Linked DNA regions of Mus musculus: all the other regions are linked to region 4. A link is a loop called in an ENCODE intact Hi-C map of the cell type or tissue named here. Cell type or tissue: heart. All regions are shown on one strand. Region 1 holds the start of Eif1ax (eukaryotic translation initiation factor 1A, X-linked). Region 2 overlaps Map7d2 (MAP7 domain containing 2). Region 3 overlaps Sh3kbp1 (SH3-domain kinase binding protein 1). Region 4 holds the start of Bclaf3 (Bclaf1 and Thrap3 family member 3). Region 5 overlaps Map7d2 (MAP7 domain containing 2). Region 6 has its middle 20 kb from the start of Sh3kbp1. Region 7 overlaps Map3k15 (mitogen-activated protein kinase kinase kinase 15).

Region 1 (4,000 bases), 160 kb before region 4:
ATCAGAAGTTCCTGCCACCTCAGACTTGGAGTGCTGAGTTAAAGGTGTGTGGTAACATGCCCGGTTTCCCCTGTCATCTTTTAATTACACTCTGAGAAATCTATCTGTCGCTGAGTTTCTCGGCAGGGCAGCAGCTGTAGGATGCTTGCCAGCATTTCTGGCCTCTACTCTGGCATCAACATCATTCCTTCCTACCTCCACTCCTGACAACCAGAAATGTCTCCAGACATTGCCAAATGTCTATGGTAGAGAAGTACTGTTGGTTCATTATACCTTATTTCTCTTTCATTTAGTCTCCTTCCCTAGAGAATGTTAAAATGCTAATGTTCCCAAGAGGATCATTTAAAATAAGCTTACCTTTAAATTTCTTTATATTATTGCCAGAATGGAGGGGTAGGTGTGGCTGTCAGAGGACAACTTTATGGAGTTGGTTCTCTCCTTCCACGAGTTCCAGGGACTCAACTCAGCTTGCCTGACTTTCCTGGTACATGCTTTTACCTACTGAGCCATCTTGCTGGCCCCAATAAACCTAGTTTGAAGTGAAGTTAGTTGTTCTGAGAATCTATGCAGTATTCCTTTGCTGGAACCACCAGAATAAAGAATGGGAGAGCGAGTTGTTTAAACATCAAAAATGTACGTTCTCTTGACTGTGTTGTGTGTTTTGTAGTCAGGGTCTTACTATGTAGCCCAGGCTAGCCTGGAACTCACTATGTAGCCCAGCTTTCCCATAGATTTGCAGGAATCCTCTTGCCTCAGTTTCACAGGTGCTAGGATTATAGGCATGAGTACCAGGCCCACCTACTATTTTGCTCAGTTTTGAAGATTCCAAGTCTAAAGTCAAGGTAGAGACAAATCTGGCTTCTTCTGAGGTCTTCATGGCTTGCAGATGATTACGGGCTCAGGAACTGGTTGTTCTTTTTTATGCCTCATTATGCCTAGGTACTAATTGCTTTTGTTTTGGTTTTGGTTTTGAGTTAGGGTCTCACTCTGTAGCCTTGGCTGGCCTGTAACTCATAGTTTACTTTCCTCTGCCTCCACAGTACTGGGATTAAAGGCCTATGTTACCATGCTAACGTCAAGTCTTGGCATCAAGTCTTAAGGATCTCATTTCAATATAGGCTCTTTAATGATCTTATATCCAAACAGAGTAATATACATACAGGTTAGAACTTCAGCATGAATATTGGGAGATTTGGACCCTAACATCGACTTTCTTCCATTCCTTTTATCCTATGTCTGCTGAGCAACCTACCATGTGCAGGCATTCTGTTGAGCATTATAAACAGACTTAGCTACAGTGAGTTAGGGACAAGATTTATTTTTAAGTATCATGCAAATATTCTATTAAAGTTTGGAAGAGGATGGCAGAAGTGCCTTCTCTCCTTCCCCCTTAGATTTCCAGCTTGGTTGGGCTGGTGAAAGGGCCCCATTAAAACTCAACTCTGAGGTTAGTGAGTCAGCACCTTGTCAAGCCTGGGGCTCACTTGGCTAGGAAGCCGAGATGATGCCCAAGCCAGCAGCCTGCACCACCTCAATTTCCCCTCCTCTCCTCCAAGCCTCCACTGTGACGCAGGGCCCGGGCCCCTCCCGCCCGGGCCCCTCCCGCCCCCTTCCGGACGCCGGAGGCCCCACTCCACCTACTGCGTGCCCACTGGCAGCAGTGAACGCCTCCCTGGCAGGCTTCTCCCTAGGCTCCCACCCTAGGACTGCCCCTTGGCCACGCCTGCGCCTTAGAGTCGCGGGAGGCTGGGCTCCGCGGGCGGGCGGGCGGGCGGGCGGGCGGGCGGGGGGGGGGAGGAGGGCGGGGAGGAGGAGGAGGGCGGGGAGAAGCCCCGCCCGCTGCCGCGACGCCATTTGCCACTGCCGAGCGTGGGCACGGGAGGCTCTCGCAAGCACGGGTGACCAGCCTCTCCTGAGCACGCTTCCCGACCTCCCGCACGGTCTTCGTGGCGCGCACTTCTCGGCGTTGCCCGTCGGAGTCACCGCAGTTCCTGCCGCCAGCCTGAGTGCGGTCCCACACGCTGCCAGCCAGTCTTTGCGGCCATGCCCAAGAATAAAGGTAAGGACGCCGCCGCCGGGACCGGGGCTCTGCTCCCCGCCGGCTCCCTGGCGCTGCTCTCGGCCTCGAGGTCAGCCCAGGCCTCAGTGACCTTCCTGCCATCTTTTCTTGCCTCTCCTCGGGCTGCATTCTCTGCGTCCTACTTGGAGCTGGGCAGAAGCGCAGGGAAGTTACTCCTGGCTCCCAGTTTGGCCACATTGGGGTGGAGCCGACGCCATTTTTTTTTGTAGGGCCTCCTGTGTGAGAATATGGGCTCGTGCCCCCGATTCGCGCCACATTGACCGCGGCGCCCGGGGGACTCATGGGAACACCTGCCTCGGACTTCTTGGGCTCCCAACACCTGGGGAGTTAAGCCCTGGGAGCCAATCTGAACTTTGAAAAAGGGTGATGCCTCGCTTGCTTTCGTGCCCATCTGGCACCTCCTCCCTAGGATTTTTTATGGACACTTAGTTGGTACTGGTGAGGCCGCACCCGTGTAGCCAGTGGCCAGTACTTTGATGCATTCGCAAATTTCATCCCTAGAGAATCACTTTGCTCCATAGTTTTACCGGGGCTTAACTTTTTCCACAGAGCCCTTGACCCACATTGAGCCAACTTTTCCACGTTTGCTTCTGATCGTGTATATATTTTGATAAATAAAAAAATGATTACAAATTCTAAGCAGAAGTGCAGCGTTCCTAAGATCATTCTCATTTTTATATATTTACAGTATTTTGTGGTGTTTTTTTTTTTATGGGATCAAATCTATCTTTACCAGCACTCTACCGCTTTGCTTTGCTCTGTCTGTCTCCAGGCTGCCCCGGAACCCTAAACTAACATTGAACTTGGGATTCGCTCGCCTCAGCTTCCCGAGTAGCTGGCATTACAGGCTTGCTATATTCGTTGTCCTCGTAATTTCTCAAAAATATAAAGTACAAAGTAGTGGAAAGCTTTTATTTCCCACAGGAGAGGAACACATTACACAGGATGAACTTGGGTGGGGGGAGGGGCGCACACCTTTACTCCCAGCACTAGGAAGGCAGAGGCAGGTGGATTGCTGAGGTCAATCAGCCTGGTCTACAGAGTGAGTGCCAGGGCTACACAGAGAAGCTCCCTTTTTAGAAAAAAAATAAAAATAAAGCCTTTGGGCAGAAGAGATGAACGCCTTCCTGGTTAAGAGAACCAAAGTTAGGTTCTCACACCCACATAGGGCTGCTCATGACTGCCTGTAACTCCAGCCCCAGGGGATCCAATGCCCTCTTCTGCCTCCCCCACCCCTCCACAATCACGCACACATTTAAAAAAAAACCATAAAAGTCTTTGCTCATTCATCCTTGGGACCTTGTCCCATGTCCACCCACTAGTATTCTCTTCTGCTTGAAAGTTGGTTCCAAGAAGTCAACTTAATTACTCTTTGTGCCTATCACCATTTACATTAGCCCACTGAGTACTTGGTCACAGTTTTGTGACAGATTGATTTAAGAGAGTCTTACAGTCCTTCCCCTAACTCTTCCCACAAATGTAACAGAGGACTGATTTGTCTGCCCTCAGTGGGAGAGAAGATGGTGGGGGTCGGGACTGAGATACACTCTCAGAGGCGGGATGTTGGGGGACAGTCAGGATATAAATAAAAATAATTAATTAATTAAAAAATTAAGTTAGGCCAGAGGAAAAAAGATAGTCTTGCTATGTGGCCCCAGCTGACCTTGAACTTGTCTCCATATCAATGCTAGGCCTCAAAAATGAAGGTTGCCAGTCTTTGTGCAAGGATTGTTGCTGATTGTCTTGGAAAAGGTGTGATTATAAGCATAATATGTTCACACTTTTCAAATTCCTACCTGTAGATGTCCCTCTTCCAAGATGGCAGCTGGACCACCTCAGTAGATGAGGGGTCTTAATCTCACCCTAACTCTAGTGACTACTAGATTTCCAGTTGTCACACTAGTTGTAAGCCCTAAGAAG
Region 2 (4,000 bases), 90 kb before region 4:
TGTGATAATCTCACATGATTCCTCTGTCTTAAATTTAGCTGTTTTGTTGTGGGTAGTATCTGATCAAGTCCGTGGACATTTCATTTATTTTCCAACTCTTTTTACATTGAGATGAGCCCAAAGGTCTCTTGTTAGCCTCTGGAAGTTTGTCAGTAGTCAAAAGGTAAAAGCTGGAGATAAGTTGTTTAGCTTTTCTTTAAATAGAAAGTTCTTGAAACGTTTAGACCATTAAATAGGAGAGACATATATGCTGTGAGGAGGAAGAGGGAGGAGGAAGAGGGAGGAGGAAGAGGGAGGGGTTGGGACCTTAGCTTTCTTAGCCAGTGTTATAGTTAATGTTCTATTAATGTGAAGAGACATCATGACCAAGGCAACTCGTATAAAACAAACCATTTAGTTGGGAAACTTGCTTACAGTTTCAGAGGCTTAGTGCATGATCATCATGGTGGGAAGCAGTCAGACTTGGCACTGGAGCAGTGGCAGAGAGCTTTACATCCTGTCTTCACAGTTGGCAAAGGGGGTGGAAAGGAAGAGGGAAGGGACCTTTGAAACTTCAAAGCCCACTTACAGTTGCAAACCACCTCCAACAAGGCCACATCTTCTAATTCTTCCCAAACAGTTCCACTAACCTGAACCAAGTATTCAAATATATGAGCCTATGGGGGCCCCTCACTTGTCACTCAAACCACCGTACCCAGTAAAACTTCAATCCTGATTGAACTCACATACTGATTTTTTTCATCTGACCCAGAGTAACTAAACTTGAGGGGAAAGAGTCACAGGAATGACCTTTCAGGCTTCTCCACCATTTCTATGCAGTAGAATAGCAATCCAATGTGTGCTATGTGACCTAGGAACTGAACTTCTACTTGTTTGTCTTTGTGTAGTTCATGGCTGCCAAATGGATAGCACAGAGATTCCACCTTACCCATGTTAGGCTGTTTTGCTTTGCTTTGCTTTGTTTTGCTTTTTATTAGTGCAGCAAAGCTGAATTGCTTGCTTAAGCCATGAGGAACCTAAGTTGAGTCTTACAGCTTTCACCCATTCTCCAGCCAGCATCAGTCTCTAAGATAGCATGGAGTAAATATTTCCAAACCATCAGTCTGAGAGAAGAATAATGAGCTGAAGGGATACTTGCTGCATCTATGCACAGCTGTGCCCATACTTGGCTCTCAATACTGCCTATTTCATACTTCTCTGTCAGACTTGTACTTCTTTTCCAGACTTTCAGGCTCATGGGATCAGGATATGATTTGTTAGTCTGCTGAATCAAAGCACCAAAGAAGGTGCTACATTTCCTTTGAAAAACTGGTCATTGAAAGTGAGAGTGTTCGAGTCAAGTTCCCAGGTTAAATAGAATCCAGTTTGCCTACTTTTAACCATGTGACCTGGGACAAATTAATTAACCTTTTTGTACTCCTGTTTCTACACTTGTAAGATGTCATCATAGGGTGGTTGAGGCCAATAAATTCATATAGTGTACTTTGTTCATAGTGGTGTGTGTGTGTGTGTGTGTGTGTGTGTGTGCATGCGCGTGTGTAAAACGTAGCATGGATTTCAGGCTTGCCTTAAACTAGCCCTATAATTGAAAATGACCTTCCTGCCTTCACTTCTCAAGGACTGAGATTAAAGGCATGTGCTATCACCACGCGTGGCTGCAGTTGGTCCATAGTAACTGCTTGTTTGTTACTTCTGTTATGATGAAGCTGCTGCTGACCATGTCCCTGATCATAAGGAGTTTCTAGAAGGGAAACTTGTGTCTTACATGTGCCCACAAGAGGGCAGCCTGAGACCTTGCATGTCCATGGAACAGCCTTCTGGGGCAGCTTTTTGACCATTTCTTTTTCCTTCCAGTTTTTCTTTGTCTAGTTAAAGAGCATTTTGATCATTCCCCTGACTTGCCTCATATGTAAAGCAGGTTTCTTATCATCAAGACAGAGGCTCAGGTCGAGAGTAGGTACATTGGCTGCATGTGACTAGGCCTCCCAGGCTTTTTATTTTTTTAAAAGCTTTTCAGACAGAACAAATTATTCCGAGTGGAACTTAAGATAGAGACTAAAACCTAAATTAAGAAAAGACCTTATGTTTTCTTCTTATTCCTCTATCAATTTCAGCACTATGTGTGTGTGTGTGTGTGTTGTGTTGTACACCCTGTGTAAGAGGTAGTAGTTGGACCTAGGCAAACCTAGGGCAGTCCCAGTTATATATCACTTTAGAGGCTGCCAGGGAGAGGAAGTTACTTTTCTGTACAGGAAAGAAGGATGAAGTAAGGGCTTCACAAGTGGTATGGGAGCATGGAGTATCATGGATCTTGGAGCCTAGAAGGTGGACGAGGTTAAAAAGATGGCAGTGTTGGTGTTGGTGGAACGAGGGGCAGGCAATGTAAACTAGAAGATATTAGTGGAGGGGAGAAGTGGTGAGGTCAAATTAGATAAGGAGTTGAAGTCACATTGTTGACGGTTTGGAATGAGTTGGAGTTGGATCTTTAAATCCATGATGACATTCATTTTGTTGGCAGTATCATAATTAAGAACTGACTAAAACTAAACATGAATTATGTCAGTTTGTAGTCAAGGACTGAATTATTCTTGTAATTGTCCCTCCAAGGGACAATTAGCACTTATTTATTTAATCTTGAATTTAGAAAGTTTTTTAGGGACATGAAAGGAGTGGGGTATGGATATGGAGATGCAGGGATATTTCTTAGACATTTGGGGGGATAGGTATTATTCATTTCATCTTAACTGTTACAGACATTTGCATGCTGTGTACATAGAAGTATATTTATTTTTTGAAATTCTGAGATACTAAGATTGACATCAAAGCAAATTTGTCAGAACTAAAATTAAATTTGAGGGATACATTTTGCAGTGGTCTAAAGTACTTATATGTATTTGCCACAGTTGACTTATTTCAGAACATGAAATCTTTTTCAACTGTATAATATTTGATATCCAAAATCATATTCACCTTGTGGCTTTTGCTCTCCCCTAAACTATTCTGCCATGGACCTTCAAGCCAGATTAGAATAGGACTAATGAGTGTCTCTGCATACAGCTAGGTTTCTGTGTCACTTAATTGCATTTCTGACCCCTCCAGGTCAGGCCTTGGGACAAAGATTAGCTAAAGGACTCTTGTCAGCACCACTACACCACACGTTGGAAAGCACAGGTGGAAGCCATGACTGCTGCCCTTGAATTGTTGGGGCTGGCTGAGAATGTATGATAGGAAGTGAGTTCCTTGAAATGAATAGGTGACAATGGATAATGTGTATGTATGTCCAGACGAAGAGGGACATGTACCCAACCATCTCTAGCACTCAGTAGATAAAGAAGAATAAAAAAACTGAAAATTATGTTTTCTATCTCACAGGAATGGATGGATTTTTAAAATCAGATGAGAGACAAAGATTAGCCAAAGAGAGACGAGAAGAAAGAGAAAAATGTCTGGGTAAGTTGTATACTTTGGCTATTGAAGTTCACAAAAGTAGAAAAGTAGAAATGAGGTAATTTCTAAAGGTCTTTAGAAATCTGTGAATGACTGGAAAGAGAACTAAGACTGGTAGACGAGTCTAGAGGCTTGAGTGTGAACTCACACAGTAACTTGCATGATAACAAAAGCTGGAATTAATAAACCATTCACTCACAAAATATTGACCCTCCACTATATCCTAGGCAGGATGCTTGGAGCTATGGACAACAATTGCTGCCACTGAGGGGGCGGGGGTGGAGAGATGGTTCCATTGTTGTTGTTGTGTTGTTTTGTTTTGTTTTGTTTGTTTTTCCAGACAGGGTTTCTCTGTGTAGCCCTGGCTGTTCTGGAACTCACTCTATAGACCAGGCTGGCCTCGAACTCAGAAATCCGCCTGCCTCTGCCTCCCAAGTGCTGGGATTAAAGGCATGTACCACCACTACCCTGCCGTTTCCATTGTTAAGAATACTAACTGCCCTGTGCTCAGTCCAATGGACGGCTGTGAGCATCCACTTCTGTATCTGCCAGG
Region 3 (4,000 bases), 430 kb after region 4:
CTTATAATCTCCATCCAGATATACCAAGGGATTTAACCATTTGCGGATTTCTCGGGTTGTTTCTCTTTCCACCTCATCACTAGTCTCACCTGTGCTTTTATCATGGCGGGCGGAGGGGGGCGGGGAGCGGGGATGCCACTCCCTTCGAGCTCTCCCATCTAATGAGTCTGGAAGCATAGCTTGAATTGTCCTATTTTTCTTCCTTGTATGAACGACACCTAACTTTGTATTGATACTTTTTCTTTTTTTGAGATGAAGACTTGAAGAAGTGGCCTCCTTAAACTCTTTTAGAATTCTGTGGTAACTTGCCTTCTTTTATTTCTCCTGTGTTGACTCTACCCACCCCAGCCTTCACATACACACCCAGCCTATCCAGCTGCTTCTTGGCATGTTTGCATTCCTACTAGTCAATTCTACCACTAGTGTCTTCTCTATAAACCCTTCCTCATTTTTGTTTTCCTTCCTAGGCTTCATCAGTCTTTTAAGGTATAAGGAGCCTTGTGTCTTTCCAGAACTAAATATTAAGTGGTTCAAATTGTTCCCCTCTTGTTGAGACAGCCTGTGTTGAGAGATTTGTGTATTTTCGAGACCAAGTAATGGTAGCTGATCTCCACCCTCCTTTTAGGCTGTACAAGTTGTTTAATATCTTGGTCAACATATATTCATAGACATCTGTCCCCTGAGGACAGGGCACTATGCCAGGTGCCAAGGATACACATGGTAATGAGAAGGCTTCTTTTGGTGACTTAAAGCCTAACATCTTATGGAGAGTGATTTTATTTGGACTTAAAACCTTGGTGCTTTAATGATGTATAGTGTGCAGATTTTTGTCTCTCATTCTTATCCATCCCCATTTGGATGTACACTCGGAATTTCTTCTTCACTCTTAAAAGTAGCACCTGTCGGGGTTTTCCTAACAAATGGGATTAGTGGATAAGGAAGGCTAGTGGGGGAATAATTGAAGAAACACTAGTTATGGTTCCCTGGCCTGGGTGCTTTCTTACTAATTGGATCTGGTTATGTTTATAAACCCTAAAGGGCAAGCTCATGCAACATGCATTGTATAGAAGGAAGCTTTTTAAATCTTGAAAGGATCTGTGTATTGCATCCTGGTTGAGTAGGTAAGCCTATATTAATAAGAATGCTTGGTGTGAGAGGCCATATTTTTGGTAATTGGATTTTCAGATTAAGTGAAGATTAACAAATAAGACCTCTTGAAACAAAACCTTGACTTAAAAATCCCTCCCCATATTTTTTTTAAGTTTCTGTCTTAGTAAGCAGGATAAAAGGAAGAAAAAATATTTGTGAGCATAATTTTTCATTTTCAAATGGTAATTCTTTATTACCGTTAGAACCATTTATTACCTCAGGGTAGAAAGCAAAGCTGAATTTAAGCTTGCTGCAATGTATTTCTAGAAGACAATTTATTTTATAAAGAATCCTTGCAACAGGAACTCTTGATTTCATTTGTTTTGTTCTAAACTTGAAGCATTGTAGCAAAGGAATTACTTGTGACCAAGAGAATTCTGCTGACTTGCTCCCCATTCAGTTTTTGGGTCTTTATAGTGATTTCACAGTGAGGCAGAAAGGGCATGGGTGTAGAACCACATTTTACCCAATGGTACTGCCTTTCTATAAATAAATATACCTTAGCAAATACACACCAGAATGGGTGTTTACTGTCCATAATAATGAGGGCAGAGATTAGTAGCAAATACCAAAGGAGAGAGAGCATATGCTAGTGGGTAGGGCTATGCACTTTACTCATGATCCCCTGCCTCTAGAAATGGCCCCCTCTCAGATGCATCCTTCAAGGGACGTGTATGTGTACCACGTGTAGGGTCAAGGAATAGGAAGGATCCAGAGGAGGGTGAAGGAGAGGAGGCTATGAGGCAGTCTCCTATTGGCCATGGGCTATTTCCTACCATACTGCTAGCCCCCAAGAGCTGGGACCACTTATCACATGTTAAGGTACATAGTAACAAATGTTTGGAGAATAGAGAGACTAGGAAAAGCTATACAACAGATGGTTACATGGTTAAAGTGATTGATGGGCATCAGGGGCAGCTCCTAGATTAGCTTCTTCTGGCTTGGTCCAAGTCCTGCTGCTAGGTAGCCATATGGTTATCTGTTATAAGAAGATAACAGCATACTTTCTGCCTCACAGGGTTTTAGAGGCAGATCAAATAGAAATGATGAGTGCCTTGAGAAGCTAACAGCATCACATAAACAAAGCTGTGTCAGCTAAGGTATGATTCTGACGAAGGCATTTTCTTTTGGCTTTATCCAGTCTTCCCTTTCAAGCCCCGATATCTTTGACTCCCCAAGTCCCGAAGAAGATAAAGAGGAACACATTTCGCTTGCGCACAGAGGAATAGACGTGTCAAAGAAGACTTCCAAGACTGTTACCATATCCCAAGTGAGTGACCAGCCAGGGTGAAGTGTCCCTGCCCTTCCATGGGTGTACTAACAATGGGTTAGAAACCAAGCAAGACAGATAAACAGACAATGGGTATGGATGTTTGTCATTCTTTAGTGACAGTGATTACTGTAGTCATCACAATTCCTGAGACACGCCGGCGGTGGTGGCGTATGCCTTTTATCCCAGCACTTGGGAGGCAGAGGCAGGCGGACTTCTGAGTTCGAGGCCAGCCTGGTCTACCGAGTGAGTTCCCGGACAGCCAGGGCTATACAGAGAAACCCTGTCTCGAAAAAGAAAAAAAAAAGACAAAAACAAAAAACAGAATTCCTAAGACATGCTGCAGAGTCTCTGAGTTGTGCATACAGGTGTTTATTTTCTAGTTTCACTTATAGTCAGCGTTCTTCATCCTGTCACATTTATAAAAAAAAAAAGCCTTCAGACACCCCTGTCACCTGATCAACTTAAAAAGCTGTGGAGTATCTAGATAGACTACATTACATGTTGTGCTCTCTGCTCATAGGCCTTGTCTTTTATATTCAAAACTGGCAAAAAAATTATATATATGTATTTAATTTTATACTTACATTATCTCTTAAGGAAAAGTTGACTTGAATTCATGCTTTAGAGTAAATTTGGCCTCTAAAGCATTTTAATTTCACTCGGGGCCCAGGAAATGGTAAAGCTGATTTAAGTTGCTTGTTTCTGAGAAACAAAGAAAACATTGTTGTGCTAGCAAGCACCCACAGTCCCGCCTGCTCAGCAGGTTGAAGTGGGAGCAATCACTTGATTTGGGGAATTTGAGCCTAGATAGCATAGTAAATGAATAATCTCCATCTCAAGAAAGAAAGAGACGCAGAGAGACGTACACACGCAGGGAGACACAGGCAGAGACGCAGAGAGACACACGCAGAGACGCAGAGAGACACACGCAGAGAGACGTACACACGCAGGGATTAGAGGGTAGAGACAGAGACACCAAGGGAGAGAAGCGGGTGACCAGCAGAAGTGTGTCTCAGTGGAAGAATAGTTGCCTAGTGTGTGCAAGGCCCTGGGTGAGAGTCCCACCACAAAAGAGCATTGTTCAGCCAGTGCATGCAGCTTTGTAGAGGAAGCCTCTCCTGCGCGCTCAGATCTTCCTAGAAATAAATGACGACTTTTAAATTCCATCTTCTTCTAAGAAAATCGTCAGGTCGGATTGGGTTTTTTTTGGAATTTTAGCAACATTTTAATGTCTAGAAGCACAAAAACAGTAGTCATTTGAAGCAGTCATCAGCACAAAGAAATCAAAGGTTGGATGGGATTTTTCTCCTCATAGGTTTGAGTGTTTGCATTGCGGATTTTCTTGAAAATCTGATACAGTAAGCAGAACATGATCCTATAAAACAGATCAATTTTAATTACCCACAAAGCCAAGGCAGTCTTCCTTTTCAAAGGATTCTGTTTACTGAAATTGGATTCAGGCCAGTTTCATTGTTTAGTTTTCTGATGACCATAGGCATAACTTCAGTTTCCTGTTCTCTGTTATCTCAATGATGTCTCTACAGTGACACCTACTGGCTGATAGTGGCTTTTCAAGTT
Region 4 (4,000 bases):
ACTTACACATAATAAATAAATAAATAAATAAATCTAAAAAAGAAAAGAAAAGAAAAGAAAAACACGAGTGAATGTAAAGTCCCCAAATGAGAAACTCTGGAGGTAGGCCCCAACAAGAAGAGCCTCTGTGTGAGTCTGATATACACTCAAGTTGAAGAAGCAGTTCCTATCATTTGTATTCCCTGTAAGGCAGTTGAATAGTGGGATTGTGGGTAGCTTAAAATGTGTTTGTCATGATCTGTCAACCTGACTAGATTGAGATGCCTAGTGACACACTTCTGGGTGTATCTGTGGGGGTGTTGTCAGAGATGATTGACATGCAGGAGAGCAATTGAGGGGGAATGTAGCTGTTCTGAATGTGGGTGGCAACATCCCAATAGGCCTGGGGCTCCAAAGGAAAAAAGGTGGAGAAATGAAGATTCCTAGCCAGCGTGTGCAAGCTTTATACTTCTTCAGCAGATACGTCTAATGGCCACGGCATGTTCTGTGGCCACCAGATTCCAGAGTCTTTAGCGTCTCAACACTAACTCACACAGAGACTCTCTAAGAAGCTTGTAGGCAATTACAGATGCCACTTCTTCTGAGACTTCCAGCTTTCTTGGACTGCATAGCTAACGTAGTTTTGCTTCTTCCGGGGGCCAATAGTCATTGTTTGGATTATCCAGGATCGAATGTGGGTCCTACTCTAACAAATCCTTCTTTTGCAGTTGTGTATGTGTTTGTGTGTGTTATGAGAGCTTCTTGCTAGCATGCTTGCACACCGAGTGCACGGTCCTGGGTTCCCTCTAGATACAGCAGGCAGAGAGTGATAAATGGGGGTGGGGGGGTGGCGATCCTAGGGAGATAGATTTATTACTATAGTGCTTGCTTTGCAAGGATCAGGACCTGAGTCAGAGCCCTAGACCTTGTGTAAAAAGAGACAGGCATGGTGGCACATGCTTGGAACTCCAGTAGTGGGGAGGCAGAGCTAGGCAGATTCCTGGGACTTGCTAGCCAGCCAGCTTAGCCTACTTGGAACGTTCCAGGCCAGTGAGAAACCCTGTCACCCTAAACAAAGGTGGACAATCCTTCTCAAGGAATGACACCTGAGGTTGCCCTTTGACCTCCCCCCACACCCCACACAGGGGAAGTATACATGGACATACAAACAGAGCACTATAGGCACAAAAGAGGAGGAAAATGAGGGTAGAGAGAAAGGAGAAAGAGAAGAAAATAAGAAAATATAAAAGAGAGGAGAGCAGAGAGGGGTTGGTATTTATTGGGACCATTAACCCATTTGGAAAGCTCAGAAGGTCCCGTTTTCCAAGCAGACCCTTCATTTGAGGCTATGGGAAATGGTGAAAAGTTGGATGATTGGTTGCAAATTAAATAGGTGGGGACAGAGGTCAAGGAGAAGCAGGCTCAGATATATAGATGGGCCACATAAAGAGCTAGACGCTAGCCGGGCAGTGGTGGCGCATGCCTTTAATCCCAGCACTCGGGAGGCAGAGGCAGGCAGATTTCTGAGTTTGAGGCCAGCCTGGTCTACAAAGTGAGTTCCAGGACAGCCAGGACTATACAGAGAAACCCTGTCTCGAAAACCAAAAAAAAAAAAAAACAAAAACAAAAACAAAAAAAAACCTTGGCCGATACCTCTGCCTCTATCTGCGGATACTGCACACAAGGCAGGAAGATCAAGGGAACCAAGTTGAGGGCTGACTTCTAGGCCGCGATCCTCAACTCCAGAGTCCCAGACTTGCACCACCTGGGGTGCTTCTCTTCCTTCTAGCCAGATCAACTCGCGAGCGCACTTTAGTCTCTCAGGGAACCGTGGGAGAGCGCAGCCAGCAGAGGGCGCTAGAGAGCCCGCGGGCGCCGTCTGGGCGGGGCTGGACCCGAGCTTCTCCTCCTTGAAGGCAAGTTTGGGCGGGAGGCGGACACTGTGGGCGGGGCCAGAGGGGGTTGGGACCAGACCATTCCGGAAGGAAGTGGTTCCGGGTCCCGGCCCGCGGGGAGAGCTGGGTGCTGGTTGGAGCAGGAGGCGGGAGCTGCGCGACGGGCGAGGCGGTGAGGGAGCAGCAACAGCGGCGGCGGCTGTAGCGGCGGAGGCTTCGGCGACGGCGACAGCGACAGCGACGGGCTCTGGTGACGACTTCTCTGAGGGGTGAGCGGTCCGGGGAGTGGGCAGAGTGAGGAAGCCCGAGCCTGGGAAGGAGGGAGGGTGTGTCCTTCGCCCACGAGTGGCGGTTCTCACGGTGGCGGGCGGGAACGGGACTGCGGGCGGACTTGGCTTCTCCGGGGACCTCATCCCTTCTCCGGTTCACGCTGGGGCCAGCGCCTTCCCTAAGCGGCTGCCGCCCCTCGAGGCTCAGGCTCCCTTGGCGCGCCCGCTTGGCTCTCTGCCCTGAGGGGGGGTGGGTTCTGAGGCTGTCCCCGCCGGTGCTATTCCTGAGCCGCCGCCAGCTCGGGCACCTGCCCGCCCCCCCCCCCAACCCCCAGGTCTGCCCGCCCACGGCGGCGGGCAGGTGGCGGCGCCAGGCTCCTGCCGCGTGGGTCCCCGGGGACCAGGGAGGGGGCGGTGCCGGGAGGCTGAAGCCCGAGGACGCGGAGCCCTCCGGAGCGGAGCGATGCTCCCGGCTTTGTCCGCCAAAGATGCTCTGGCCTCGGGAGCCGCATCCTCCGCGGACAAGGTCAAAGGCTAGTTAGCTAGCGCAGACCTCCCTGGGAGGAATTCAGTCAACTGGGCCACCGGTCAGGACCGCCCTAGAGAAACTTAGCCCTCGAAATATGCTTTTTTTTTTTTGTTTGTTTTGTTTTTTTTTTTTTTTTTGAGTTACACCTTGAGTGACTGCTTCTCTGGAACACATTCCAAACGGCCAGGAGAAAATAGGGCCCTCGAGGCTTCCGGTCAGGCTACCTTTTTAACTTTTCTTTTCTTTTATAAGCCTGGAAAGAAAAGCTAGGCCCTTCCCCATGGCAAGCAAGCACTCCACCGTAGAGCTATGTACCTTTTGAGATAGAGTCTCACTCAACACAGGATGCTGTTTAACTCATTCTATTGGTCAGGCTGGGCAGTCCTCGAACTTTGTACCCACTCTCCATCCTGAGTAGATTATAGGCCTGCGTGGCCAGGCCTGGCATATTTAAACTTTTCTTTTTCCCTAGATGTGAACAGGTCCAAAACTTTAAAAGGCTTGTTTGTTCATTTATGTTGAGGCTTTCTTTTTTTCTTCCTTTTTTTTAAAAAAAGGGAGTCTTTAAAGAAAGGATGGTCTTGAACTCACAGTGTAGCCAAGGATAGCCTTGAGTTTCTGACTCCCGGTCTCTGGCCCCTAAATGCCAGGGTTGCAGGTGCATGCCAGTCATGTTTGTTTTATTTTCCTCGGTTATTGATAGCAGTTCAGCTTCCCAGTTACTCCGTGTTCTAAAAAAAATAAAACAAGTTAGTAAGGGTTTTTCTAAGTGAACAAAGTTTGAAGTTATGACTTACTTGAATTATATCTGATTACCTTGTCCAAATCACTTAACTTTTTCTAAGGTATTTCCTCAGCAATGAACAAGGGATTATAATGTGTGTCTTACCTTTTAGGGTCATATGAGACATTTATGAAAGTATATTTCACATACTTTGTCTTACTTACTGCAGGTTTTACTTTCTTGTAAAAATTTCAGAGCACAGAAGCATTTTTTTTTTGTTTTTTTGAGACAGGGTTTCTCTGTGTAGCCCTGGCTGTCCTGGAACTCACTCTGTAGACCAGGCTGGCCTCGAACTCAGAAATCCACCTGCCTCTGCCTGTGCCTCCCTTGTGCTGGGATTAAAGGCATGGGCCACCAACACCCGGCGCACAGAAGCATCTTGAAGCACAAAAATTTTAAATGTAAACTTTTGGAGCTGGGGAAAATGGCCCAGTCAGTAATACTTGCTGTGGAATCATGAGAACTGGGGTTAAGATCCCTTGTACCTGAATAAAAAGCCAGCAGCAAAGTATTTATCTCTAATTCCAGCTCTCAAGAAACAGAC
Region 5 (4,000 bases), 80 kb before region 4:
TTTGTCTTTTAGTTTGTTTATATGGTAGATTACATTTATAAATTTCTGTATATTGAGCCGTCCCTGCATCTCTGGGATGAAGACTACTTGATCATGGTAGATGATCTTTTTGATGTCTACTTAGATTAATTTTGCAAGTATTTGATTGAGTAAAATTGCGTCTAGCTTTATAAAGGAAACTGGTCTGTAATTCTTTCTTAGTTGGGTCTTTATGTGATTTGGGTATCAGGGTGACTGTAGTCTCATGAAACAAATTAGGCAGTGTTCCTTCTGTTTTTATTTTGTGGAATAATTTGAAGAGTATTGGCATTAACTCCTTAACTCCTTTTTTTTTGTTTTGTTTTAAATCTGGTAGGTTTCTATGCTAAAACAATCTGGCCCTGGACCCTGTGGTTGGGAGACCTTTGATGAGTGGCTCTATTTCACTGTGGCTTAGAGGCTATTTAAATTGCTTATCTGCTCTTAATTTAATGTTGGTAACTGGTATGTATGGAGAAAATTACCTTGTTTTGTTCTGTTTTGTTTTTTGTTTTTAGATTTCCCAGTTTGGTGGAGTTCAGGGTTTTTAAAGTATGCTCCTAATGATTCTCTGGATTTACTTAGTGCCTGTTGTGTGGAGTTATGTTCCCTATTTCATTTCTAACTTTTAAAAATTTTTAAAATTCTCTCTGCCTTTTAGTTAATTTGGATAAGAGTTTGTCAGGATTGCTAATTGTCTCAGAAAACTTAACTTTTAAAAAATTTTATAGATTCTTTGTGTTGCTTTTGTGTGTTTATCTGGTGAGATTCCCTTTGTGGCTTCCCAGAGAGTGCCTGCTGGAGTTGGTGACTGAGATAAAAACAGTGAGTAGTGGGAGGGAGGTTAGGAGGGAAAACTCTGTGTGGTCCATTGGAGATGTGGGCAGGGAGAAAGGAAGCAGGTGTTCTGCTGTCCAGCTGAGGATAAAACTGGAGGATTAGATTTAGAGGAGCAGAGGGAGCTATAAAGATTCCAGTCTGCCTACCTGCTTCCCTAGCCAGAGTCCACTTTCTGTTTTTTAGTTTTAAAGAGGACATAATGCACATTGACCATAGATTGAACCACCTAGTACAAAATAATGATTAGAAATGTGAAACTGTCTTCAGTTACTTTAGTTGACTTTGCTGGAGGCAAAACCAAGATAGAGTGCCAGAAGACATGGAACAGTCTATGCACTATTTTAAAAAGTCACATCGAAATAGAGGCTGAAGGTTCAGAAGTTCAAGTTTATCCTTGATTTCATAGACAGTTTGAATCTATGAAACTAACCTCGGCTATATTAGCCCATGTATCAATAAAAAAAAATTCAGGATAAAAATCCTAAAATGAAAACAAAACAAGATTCACATGGGTCTGGTGGTACAGCTCTGTAACCGTAGCTAATTAAGTGTTTAAGACAGAAAGATTAAAGGTTCAGGAGATGCCTTGGCTATAGCATAAGTTCAAGGATAACCTGAGCAATTTAGTGAGACTGTATCTCAGAGTAAATAGTTTTAAAAGAAGGCTGAGAGTATATATTAATGAGAAAGCAGTTCCCTAACACATGTGTGTCCCTAGGTTCAATCCTCAATTTTGGAAGGGGAAGCCAATGCATGAGAAGGTGTTTGGGTAGTTTAAGATAGATTTATCCTTTCTTAGCTTGTATGTTTTTCATGAGTCACTGGACTTGCCTATTTTCTTCCCATCCTCCTTTCCCTGATGACTTAGAGTTTGTCCCTTTCTCCCTTGCATTCACATTTTAATTCTTGACATCCTGCTGATTCAGGCAAAAGCCTGTAACTACTTCTTCCAGGAAAGAACACTATGCAGTGTCACATTAGATGGTTCTCTTGCTTCAGCACATCCTGCAATGTCACAAGGGTCCACTTTGGAGGCAATTTCTGTGCATAATTTTTCTTTATAGAACATTAGTGTTGGAAGCACTTAATGTAGTCAGTCTCATATTCCTTGTTGATGAAGGGATATTATGTTAGATACAGCCTAATCTGTAGTACTTTATAGTCTGGATATTTTCTGATTCTGTGCTTTCTTTTATCCTTAATATAATTGAGGATATGCTCTGACCACTGGTCAGCATGAAAACAACCTGAAAATGCTTTTCTATTTTTTCTAGGAACAATGTGGCACAGTTTTGGCAGGTTAGGTCTATGCAGAGAGCTGGGTTTTCTAAGGTTATTTAGCAACCCAAGGAAGGAGAAGCTTGCCTTTGTCACCTGCACCCACCTTCAGGGTCCCAGGAGACCCAGGTATAGTTTAAGGACTTTCCACACATAGGGTAACCAGTTCACTCCATCAGGTTAGTATACTGCTGATGCTAACTAAGACTTAATGTTTTCATGAGTGATCTCTGTGGAAGTGGGATTGCTCTACACTATGGAAGTTCTCCAAAGGAAGCCTTCAGTGATCAACTCAATGAAGAGCTCAATGAGAGCTGTTAAATGCTCAACAGCACGTGGCTATAAAATCATTTTTGTTGTTGTTGTTTTTGTTTTTCAAGACAGGGTTTCTCTGTGTAGTCTTGGCTGTCCTGGAACTCACTTTGTAGACCAGGCTGGCCTCAAACTCAGAAATCCTCCTGCCTCTGCCTCCCGAGTGCTGGGATTAAAGGTGTCTTCCTAAACTTATGTGTCCCATCACAGAAGTTGGTAGTCTCAGTATCCCTTAGTATCACATTAGGGGTTTACAAATGGCCAGAGCCAAATTTTAAAAAAAAGTCCTGAAACAAAGCCACTAATGATTTAGCTACATTAATGCCAGATCATCTGGAATATCATTTTATCAGGCAAAACCAATACATTGACTCTTAAAGGTCTTAAGAATTGGCAGGACTATGGCAGTGGCAGCAGTTTTCTTATGGAGGGAGCCCATGTCCAGTATCCACTTGAGACCCTGTCCTTAAACAAACTAATATTCTTAGTAGAAGTCACCTTCAGGTGACTTCCTATAGCATCCAAGATGCCACATACCTTCAGAATTTAAGTTCTAGAACAAGTTCTTCTAACTCAAGTTTTTGGTGGACAGTTCATTATTCTCATCTAATCTTTATTCAGTGTAGCTTCTTGACTAATTGCCCTGGAAGGTAGGATTTAGAAAAAGATCAACTCTTGATTCTTGTGCTAACAAATAACTAAGAAAAGCTTCTTTCAAAAAGTAGCTTCGCCTTTTCCGTTGGATTGACCCATCTAAACTTCTCACACTGTCATTGCTTAATGGCTAGTAAAACTCAAACTGGGTAGGTGCAAAACAAGAAATTTCTGAATTTATCCAAACAAAAACTTGACTCAGCTAAAGGCTGGCTATTCTTAGAGGGCCTTGGCTAACTACCTGGCTATATATAGAAATCTGTTTGTAGAGAGGAGACCTCTTGTGAAGAGCCCTATTGTGGACCACTGTGGGCTTGAGTTTCATCCTTGAACATGTATAGTAGAAGCAGTAGAAAAGGTATAGCTTGTTCTCTCTGCCTGCCCCCTCCCCCTCCTTTCTTCCCTTCCTTCCTCCCTCTTGCCTCTTTCTTTCTCTTCCTCTATTCTCTTCTCCCTTTTCCTCTTCCTCTCCTCCCCCCTCCCTTTCTTCCCTCTTTCTCTGACCACCAGACAACAGTGTCTGGATCATTCTGTACTAGAGGACTTTTCCTGATTGATTGATTGATTGATTTATACTAATTCTAGTTTTAGTTAAAATAGAACATAATGGATTTCATTTTCACATTTGCATATATATACGTATACATGTGTATATATATATATATATACACATGTATACGTATATATATATAAAAATATAAAATGGTATCTTGGCAATATTTCCTGCCCCACTACCTTTTCCTACTCCTCCTTCACCAAACAGTCCCTTTTCTATTTTCTATTTTTCTTTTCTATTTTCATGTTACATGTATGTATATATGTATGTATGTATCGTTTAATGCAAATTCCTCATCTGAAAGAAAAGTGTGATATTTTCTATCAGTCCCCCTTTAGTTTT
Region 6 (4,000 bases), 75 kb after region 4:
TTAATTAGAAATGGATGACATCATCATATATGACAACCTACCCATTCAAAGGTTTTCTTCAAGGGCTGGAGAGATGGTTCAGTGGTTGAGAGCACTTGCTGCTCATGCAGAGGACCTCACTTCAGTTTCTAGCACTCACATGGTGACTTATAAACCACCTGTAACTCCAGTTCCAGGGGCCCTCTTCTGGCCTTCATAGGTACGATGCACCCCGTGTACTTATACACATGCAGGCCAGATACTCGGACACATAAAAAAATACTTTAAAAAAAAGTTTTAAATGCATCAATAGTTTCAAATGAGCATGCATATATTTGCCAGACTATACTATAACATCTCCCATCTTCCCTCCCTCACCTCTCTTTCTCAGCCTGAGTGATAGCATTACAGAGGGATTCTTAGATACTAATGCTTACTGCTGCATAGGTCTTTACATCTATAAATCTTTTCAGCAGCCATATCTGGGAAACATATGCATACATGCTTATACATATTAACATATACATATGTATATGTTAGAAATTACTAATTTATATTGATACATCCCATCCACTCCCATAAGATTCCTCTGGGATTCCTGTCTTAAATGTTTGTTCATTTCACCCAGAGTCCCAACAACAGTCAATTCCTTCATCAGTCAATCATCCGATATATCTGCCAGTCAGCTTTTTGTCCTTGTAACAAAATGTTCTCAGAGATCTACTTTCAAGGAGAAAACCAGAACAAGTTTTACAAGATGGATGATGCACATATTTAATCTCAGTACTTGGGGGATTGAGGCAGGTGGATTGAAGCAAGTTCAAGGGTAACCTGGGTTAACAGAGCAAAACCTTGTCTCAAAACCAAACATGGAGAAAAGAGTGTTTCCCCCCTCTTAGTCTTAGAGATGATAGTATCTCAATCTATTCCTGTGGGTGTTAATCTAGGTTTGTTGCTTTGGACACTGTAATGAGACAGCTGGTTACGGCAGGAGCTGTTTCCCAAAACTATTTCCACCAAGAGACAAGGAGCAGAGAGAAAAGGAGAGAGCCAGGGTCCTCGTAGCGCCTTCTAGGCCACACTCCCAAACATTTTAAAGACTTCTCTCGAGACCCCAGTTAAGGCTTCCATCCCCTCCCAAGAGCACTCCCCTGAGGATCACACCTCCTACACACAAACCTTTGGGGTTAGAGTGCAACTGTAACATCTGTGAAATGGGGAGTCTGAGGCAGGCCACAGAATAGTATACGGCCACAGCACCCAGCTTTTCCCATGAGTTTCGGTGCTCTGAACTGTGTTCTGCATGCTTCAGAGCAAGCACTTGACCAGTTGATGCATCTCCTCAGAGCCTCAATTGGAGCACCTTTTCATTTAAAAAATACTAGGAAAAGGTTCTGGTTACAGGGGCACTTACCGTATTGAAACATTTTGTGTTTCAACTTGAGTTTTTACTATAAAACTCTCTGAAAACAGGTTTTGTCCCAGAAAAAAAAAGTTATTTAGCAAGCATCTCACCAAACGGACTGGGGATAATTTCTGGGTTCCCCCAACTACACCAGCAATTGGCGCTCCTGGTATTTTGGTTGATAATCTTCTAAAGCTTTCTTGCCCCACCTAATGGACAAAAGAGGGACTGCCGGTTTTTGTTTTGTTTTGTTTTGTTTTGTTTGTTTGTTTTTTAATGCTGCCTAGCAACCAGAGGACCAGCATCACACATCAAGGTGGAATGAGTTCATAGACCCTAGGATAAAATAAGAACAATATCTGTGCATTTGCGGCAATGGCTTTAAAGCACGTCTAAATGTCTAAATCACGTTTCCAGGTGCATGAATTACTAATGGGACTTGAGAGATGCTTTAGCAATGTCACTGTTCCATGCACAGTCTTTGATGTCAGGTGCTGCAGTTAGTCTGTAGGTTTTTCAGATACTCATGCTTGCATGGGATATTGTAAAACCTGGAGGTAAGCTCTTCTTGCTCTATAGGTCATGTATCGTTGATGGGGAAAGTTCTGAAAAGTGAGAAACTATACATAAGAACTTTAATTTCCCTTTGATTTCTACTACTTCTGACTACTCAGTAATAGCATTTAACAATTTGGTCTCAATCCTTGTCAACTTTTGGCATGTGTGTATCCACTTTGTAGGCACACATGTTTTCTTTCAACATTTCATAACACATACAACTTGCACAAATTAATGGAACCTCTTAAATACATGCATATAGCATACAAAGATCACATCTACCTTTATACTCCCACCATCATGGCTGTGGTGGTTTGAATAAGAACAGCCCAAATAGGCTCATATATTTGAATGTTTGGTCACTGGGAAGTGGCACTATCTTTCTCTGTCTGTCTCTCTCTGTTTCTCTGCTTTTCTCTCTGTCTCTGTCTGTCTCTGTCTCTGTCTCTCTCTGTGTCTGCCTGCCTTTCTGTCTGTCTGTCTCTTTTTTTTTCTAAAGAATATAAGTGATACATGTGTTACTTGTCTTTTTTTTTTTTTTTTTTGGGTAAAACCTTTTTATTAACTGACCCAAGCACTTCATTTTTTTTTTTTTCTGATTTGAGGTAAAACCATTAAACACAGCTCACAAGAAAATACAATGACTATTTAACTACAATTACAAGAGTTTGAAACCTCACTAGTTGTTCAGATAATACTTTTACAAATTTACACAACTGTAGAGTCTACTTAAGCTAGGTTTAGTATTAACCAAAAGAGTATTACCCAAGACCTAGACACCTGACGACTACTTTTGAAGTGACTACAAGCTTGTAACAACAGAAGGATTTAAGTGTTACCTTAGGAATGAATGTATTTTCCTTTCAAACTCACCCAGCTTACTTGTCTTTTTCTTGAGTCTTTTTTCTTCTTTTCTTAACATGATGTCTTATAATTCCATCCATTTTGTCTAAATTGACAGGGTTTCGTTCTTCTTTATGGCTAAAACATACGCCATTGTCTGTATGGTTTGCCTGCATGAATGTCTGTGTATGACTGGTGATCATCGAGGCCAGCATTGGGTCCCTTACTGCTGTTGTTACAGATGGTTGTAATCTGCGTGATGGGAATTGAATCCAGTTCCTCTGGAAGAGCAGCCCGTGCTGGTAAGCATGTAGCCCTCTCTCCTTCCCCTAGTTTTAGTTTCTGGAAGGAAGCTCCATACTGTCTTTCATAGACTTAGTTATATGACACATTTTCCTCCAAGTGCTTGACAACATTTGTTTTTTAAGTTTTGGGTATTTGTTTTTGTTTTTGTTTTTGTTTTTTTGCTATTGCTTTTGCTATTTAAAATAATAGCCATTCTGATGGGAGTAAGATGATATTTTACCGTAGTTTTGATTTGCTTTTACCTGGTAGATAATGATATTAAGCATTTTTCATGTATTTATGTCCATTTGTATTTTTCTTTTAAAAAGTTTAAAAGACTTGTTGATGAATATATGTGTTTTAGTTAGGGTTCAACTACTTAGTATAGCAAGGATGACATCATGACCTTGATCTGAGCCTTGAGCTTTGCAGAAGTTTGGTTGGTCGAGGGGTCCCTTTCAGAGTGTGCTGCAGGCTGTAGTTTTATGGCCTCCTGCTAAGCCGTTGGCTCTCCAGGCTTCTGATTGAGCCCTACCCTTGACATATCCAGTGCCTTGATGTTTCCTTTCCTGTTCTTGCCATTGGCAGAGGCGTCCCACATATTCCGTCACTAGCTCTTAGCAGGTTTGGGGAAGGAGAGATGGCCAACACAAGCTGTCAATGTGCTAGATTGATGAAGTGTAGTTTTTAGGATATTTACTGCAATTGTTAAGTAGTTCACGCTTCAAAACTATAATCACTTTAGATATTTATTTGTTCAATTGTAGCCATTACTTTTTCTAAACTATTAAAATAAGGAAACATAAAATAGTAAAGATATGACACTCTTTTTTATTAGATATTTTCTTCATTTACATTTCAAATGCTATCCCCAAGCCCCCTATACCCTCCCCCACCCTGCTCCCCAACCCACTCACTCCCCCTTCCTGA
Region 7 (4,000 bases), 580 kb after region 4:
GAGGCAGAGGCAGGTGGATTTCTGAGTTCAAGGCCAGCCTGGTCTACAGAGTGAGTTCCAGGACAGCCAGGGCTACACAGAGAAACCCTGTCTCGACAAGAAAAAGAAAAAACAAAACAAAAACAAACAAACAAAAAACAGAGTTAGTTGGCTATTGGTCTTTCAACGTTCTTCTCAGGTTTACCCCTGGGTGTGTCCAACTGGTGGCCTTGCTGGGGCAGGACCGTGTGACAGGGCAAGATACAGCAGGGAGGGATCAGTTACTCTTTCCATGTAGTTGTCTATCCTGGCTCCCTTCTTCTACATTGGTGGTATCCGGGTCCCAAGAGCACGCTCTCCCAGGCTTTATCAGCCCTAGGTCCTGAAAGCCTCACCATATTGCTCTCCTGACCCTTTCTTGGTATAAGTCATGAGAAGCTAGCTAAGACTTCAGGGAAGGGGAAGTTGACTCCATTTGTAGATGGGAGGAGCAGAAATGTCATGTAGCAACAGGACATCTAAATAAATGTCACCAAGCTTTTCTCATGAGATGGCAACTTCCATTGAAAGTGCACGCACCCGAATTCACCCATGCTGACATTGTTAACTGTCCCTTCAATGCAGGTAGGGATGTTTAAGATCCACCCTGAAATTCCAGAGGCCCTTTCAGCTGAAGCCAGAGCCTTCATCTTGTCTTGTTTTGAGCCTGACCCTCAGAAACGTGTCACTGCTGCTGACCTTCTCCAAGAAGGGTTCTTAAGGCAGGTGAACAAAGGCAAAAAGAACCGAATTGCTTTCAAGCCTTCAGGTAAGGCTGACCTGGACAGCTGGGGTACGCCCCAGGTTTGAGTTTCTCTCCTGCTCAGAGAAAGAAATTGGGGCCCTGGAGTACCATTCTTGCCATGCTAGGCCCACTTCTGTGAAGAGCAGCAGTAGTCCTCGCAGAGGTTTGGAGTATACAAACCCAGCCAGTTGTCCACCTGTTTTCTGACAGACACAGGGAGCGTCACGTTGATCCCGTTCCTGTACTTCAAGTACTTCTTTGAGGAATGTGAAGAGGAGGAAGGCAAGAGGTCTCTTGTCTGGGGTTTTGTAACTTTCCCACATGTAGAGCCTGCTGCTTCTGGCCTGTCATCCTGTGTTGATACTGACCTTACTAAAAGGACACACAGGCTTTCTGGGGAAGGACACATTTACATGTAGTTAAGTCCTGTCTGTAAACTAAGGTTGGCCTCTAAAAGAAAACACGTTTTCCTCTTTTCGTTGAGTGGGTAAGTCAGAGGCTGTGACAGTGTGGCTCACCAAGTCGCTGCCTTACTGTGAGGCCCGCCTCAACCCTACATTTTCACTAGGATCCTTCTACTAGACAGTGTAGCAGTGGATTAGAGGAGTCCGTGATTAACAGGTCCTTGTATGGGGGTCTGGCCACTCTCTGGCTGTTTCTCCACAGAGGGTGTTCGGAGTGGCACTGGTACTCTGGCTCTGCCTTCATCAGGAGAGCTTGTGGGCAGCAGCAGCAGCGAGCATGGCTCAATCTCCCCAGACTCGGATGCCCAGCCTGATGCATTCTTTGAGAAAGTCCAGGTGCCCAAACATCAGCTCAGCCACCTTCTCAGGTACTGTCATTGTCTCTTGTCCCCCTGTGGCAGTCCTCTGAAGGATACCAGTTGTTCCTCAGTAGCAGAACACTTGCTGGGTTACAGAAAGGAGTTTTGCAGGGAAGCAGGGTGACCAAAGAGACTTGTCTTCACCCAGTGTCCTTTTTTTGTCCTTTCTCTTCTCTGGTTGTCCCTGTTCTTCCTCTCTCCCCTCCCCCCTCCACACTTCCCCTTTCTAGTCTCCTCTTCCCCTTACCCTATCTGCCTCCCTGTCCTCTCCCTCTTCTCTTCCCCTCTCTCTGGGCCCCTTATCTCCTTATTTCTCTCCCACTAGATACCAAGGGGGTAGTCAAGAAGGGGAGAGGGGATACCACACACCTTACCCACCAGCCTTTTTCCACAATTCCTCTTCTGGAGTCTCCCCAAAGGGCACAACATGCTACCCTTCCCAGACACACAGAAATTGTTGACGATGTTTATCTGCAGTGTCCCAGATGAAAGCCCAGCCTTAGATGACCGAAGCACAGCCTTACCCCCAGAGGAGAGGGACCCTGGTCTCTTTCTGCTGCGCAAGGACAGTGAGCGCAGAGCCATCCTTTACAGAATCCTTTGGGAGGAACAGAACCAAGTGGCTTCCAACTTGCAAGAGTGTGTGGTCCAGGTACAGGCTGCGGAAAGGCATCTGATAATCCTACCGACTCTGCCCAGTTCCTCTCTCCAACAGGTGTAAACGGGACAGCAAAGTGTCCTACATCCTGGGACATTCTCATAGTTGTAGTGATTACTATACTTATTGCCCAACACCCTTCTCTTTCCTGACAAAAAGGAGGTTTTCAGCTTACTGCAATGCTTCCTGGCATTGGTGTGCTGGTGCTGCCCTCTGGTGGAAAGCAAACTGGATGTCAGCTGAAAGCTCTAAGAGGCTTAGCACTCCCTTGGTCTCCCCCTCTCCCCTTATATGACACACTGAAGCAATGGATCTCATCCTATTGAGTTGCAAACCCCTTGGGGTCACATATCACATGGTATGGATAATTCATAACAGTAGCAAAGTTAGTTATGAAGTAGCAACAAAAGTCTTCAGATTGGGGGACCACAGCATGAGGAACTGTATTAAAGGGTTGCAGCATTAAGAAGGTTGAGACCCACTGTGCTAGAGCCTACACTCAGGAGAGAACAGGCACTGTAGGGAGAATGGTTATGGAAGAAAACCAAGTTTGAAGCAGGCCAAAGTAGTAGCAAAGTGTTCTCTCTCCCGTTGTTATAGACAGGAAGATACTTTGAAGAGAGGCCATTGTCCTGCTATGAGCTCTACCTTCCCTAGCCCTCTGTAGAGTGGTCAGACAGGAAGCAAGGACCATTCCCAGCTGCCTTAGTGCTGACATTTTCTGTATACCCACCTCTTGGGGAGGATCCCCAAGACCTCCAGGAAGGGTATGATGGGACTCAGGAGCATCCTTACTCAGGAGCTTCCACAATTCCATTAGCAAATGGACTGTCTACTTTCCCACAACGCATTTGGAAATTCCTGCCTTCCCTCCGACTCACTCAAATGAAAATGATTTTCGTGTGTGTGTGTGTGTGTGTGTGTGTGTGTGTGTGTGTGTGTGTATCATTTTCAGAGTTCAGAAGAGTTGCTTCTCTCAGTTAGCCACATCAAACAGATAATTGGAATCCTGAGGGACTTCATCCGCTCCCCAGAGCACAGGGTGATGGCAGCCACAATATCAAAACTAAAGGTGGACCTGGACTTTGACAGCTCATCCATCAACCAGATTCACCTGATTCTGTTTGGGTTCCAAGATGCTGTGAGTGCACTATCGGGCCCTGGAGAACATGATAGCCAAACCAGTTAGCTCACCCTGTTCTTCTATAGCACCCATTCCTTCTCATTTGTTAATAGCCTGAATCCCAAAGTTTGTAAACATTAAGCACATAGTAATAACATCACTTTGTGAAGTGTACCAATTGCATTTGACCACTGAGAGAGCATGGGATATGGGAATTTGCATTGGCCACCACAGTGGCTATACTTTTGTGCCTGTATGTTACTTCAATTATAAAGCCAGATCTGGTTTATCTTGTTGCATGCTCCCAATATAGTCAGTCTGTCATGTCATAGATGTTCAATAAATGTCCCTTGAATTAACAACCAAGGGGCCTGATGACACTGATCCCATCTTTTAGAATCCATTTTGACTTAGGGTCCATCTAGAGAAAGATTCATTCAGAAGAATGAACCAGACAGAAATCCAGGACAGCGCAGCACGATTCATCTCAGTGGGAATAGAAGCAAATTGAATAAGTCTGTTTCTTAAAAGTCCAATGGAGCTGGGCAGTGGTGGTACATGCCTTTAATCCCAGAACTTGGGTTTACAGAGTGAGTTCCAGGACAGCCAGGGCTATACCGAGAAACCCTGTCT

Evidence for each region. Peaks named below come from ENCODE experiments on the same cell type or tissue, not always from the same donor. Only the 100,000 strongest peaks of a DNase experiment are listed, where the experiment ranks them.
Region 1: a loop joins it to region 4, with 6 times the contacts of the local background. A loop is called at or near these places in 2 of 42 quality-filtered maps.
Region 2: it touches region 4 in a loop (3-fold over the local background); 3 of 42 quality-filtered maps call a loop at or near these places.
Region 3: a loop joins it to region 4, with 9 times the contacts of the local background. A loop is called at or near these places in 12 of 42 quality-filtered maps.
Region 5: it touches region 4 in a loop (3.0-fold over the local background); 3 of 42 quality-filtered maps call a loop at or near these places.
Region 6: it touches region 4 in a loop (10-fold over the local background); 9 of 42 quality-filtered maps call a loop at or near these places.
Region 7: a loop joins it to region 4, with 3 times the contacts of the local background. A loop is called at or near these places in 4 of 42 quality-filtered maps.

The regions. Positions count from the first base shown.
Region 1 is chrX:159,370,357-159,374,356 of GRCm38, forward strand. Eif1ax (eukaryotic translation initiation factor 1A, X-linked) reads left to right here and starts at 1,822. Exons shown (of 7, transcript NM_025437.5): 1 at 1,822-2,059. The coding sequence starts at 2,044. In heart, a CTCF peak has its summit at 1,640 (motif pointing left); DNase peaks (open chromatin) are centred at 1,625 and 2,285; H3K4me3 peaks cover 2,576 bases; H3K27ac peaks cover 1,320 bases.
Region 2 is chrX:159,440,551-159,444,550 of GRCm38, forward strand. It overlaps Map7d2 (MAP7 domain containing 2), which reads left to right. Exons shown (of 17, transcript NM_001081124.2): 2 at 3,373-3,450. Among named protein-coding and RNA genes, the nearest start is that of Map7d2, 28 kb to the left of the region's middle. In heart, a CTCF peak has its summit at 1,784 (motif pointing right); no DNase peak of the experiment used is centred here.
Region 3 is chrX:159,959,475-159,963,474 of GRCm38, forward strand. Sh3kbp1 (SH3-domain kinase binding protein 1) reads left to right here. Exons shown (of 18, transcript NM_001135727.2): 15 at 2,291-2,419. Among named protein-coding and RNA genes, the nearest start is that of Map3k15, 27 kb to the right of the region's middle. In heart, a CTCF peak has its summit at 3,972 (motif pointing left); no DNase peak of the experiment used is centred here.
Region 4 is chrX:159,530,693-159,534,692 of GRCm38, forward strand. Bclaf3 (Bclaf1 and Thrap3 family member 3) reads left to right here and starts at 1,976. Exons shown (of 12, transcript NM_001033472.2): 1 at 1,976-2,143. In heart, a CTCF peak has its summit at 1,833 (motif pointing right); DNase peaks (open chromatin) are centred at 1,919 and 2,619; H3K4me3 peaks cover 1,438 bases; H3K27ac peaks cover 712 bases.
Region 5 is chrX:159,450,985-159,454,984 of GRCm38, forward strand. The region is part of intron 3 of Map7d2 (MAP7 domain containing 2); the gene reads left to right. Among named protein-coding and RNA genes, the nearest start is that of Map7d2, 38 kb to the left of the region's middle. In heart, no CTCF peak of the experiment used is centred here; no DNase peak of the experiment used is centred here.
Region 6 is chrX:159,605,503-159,609,502 of GRCm38, forward strand. No RefSeq gene overlaps it. Among named protein-coding and RNA genes, the nearest start is that of Sh3kbp1, 20 kb to the right of the region's middle. In heart, a CTCF peak has its summit at 1,596; no DNase peak of the experiment used is centred here.
Region 7 is chrX:160,114,456-160,118,455 of GRCm38, forward strand. Map3k15 (mitogen-activated protein kinase kinase kinase 15) reads left to right here. Exons shown (of 29, transcript NM_001163085.4): 20 at 604-787; 21 at 1,430-1,595; 22 at 2,064-2,238; 23 at 3,200-3,385. Among named protein-coding and RNA genes, the nearest start is that of Gm39547, 22 kb to the right of the region's middle. In heart, a CTCF peak has its summit at 2,463 (motif pointing left); no DNase peak of the experiment used is centred here.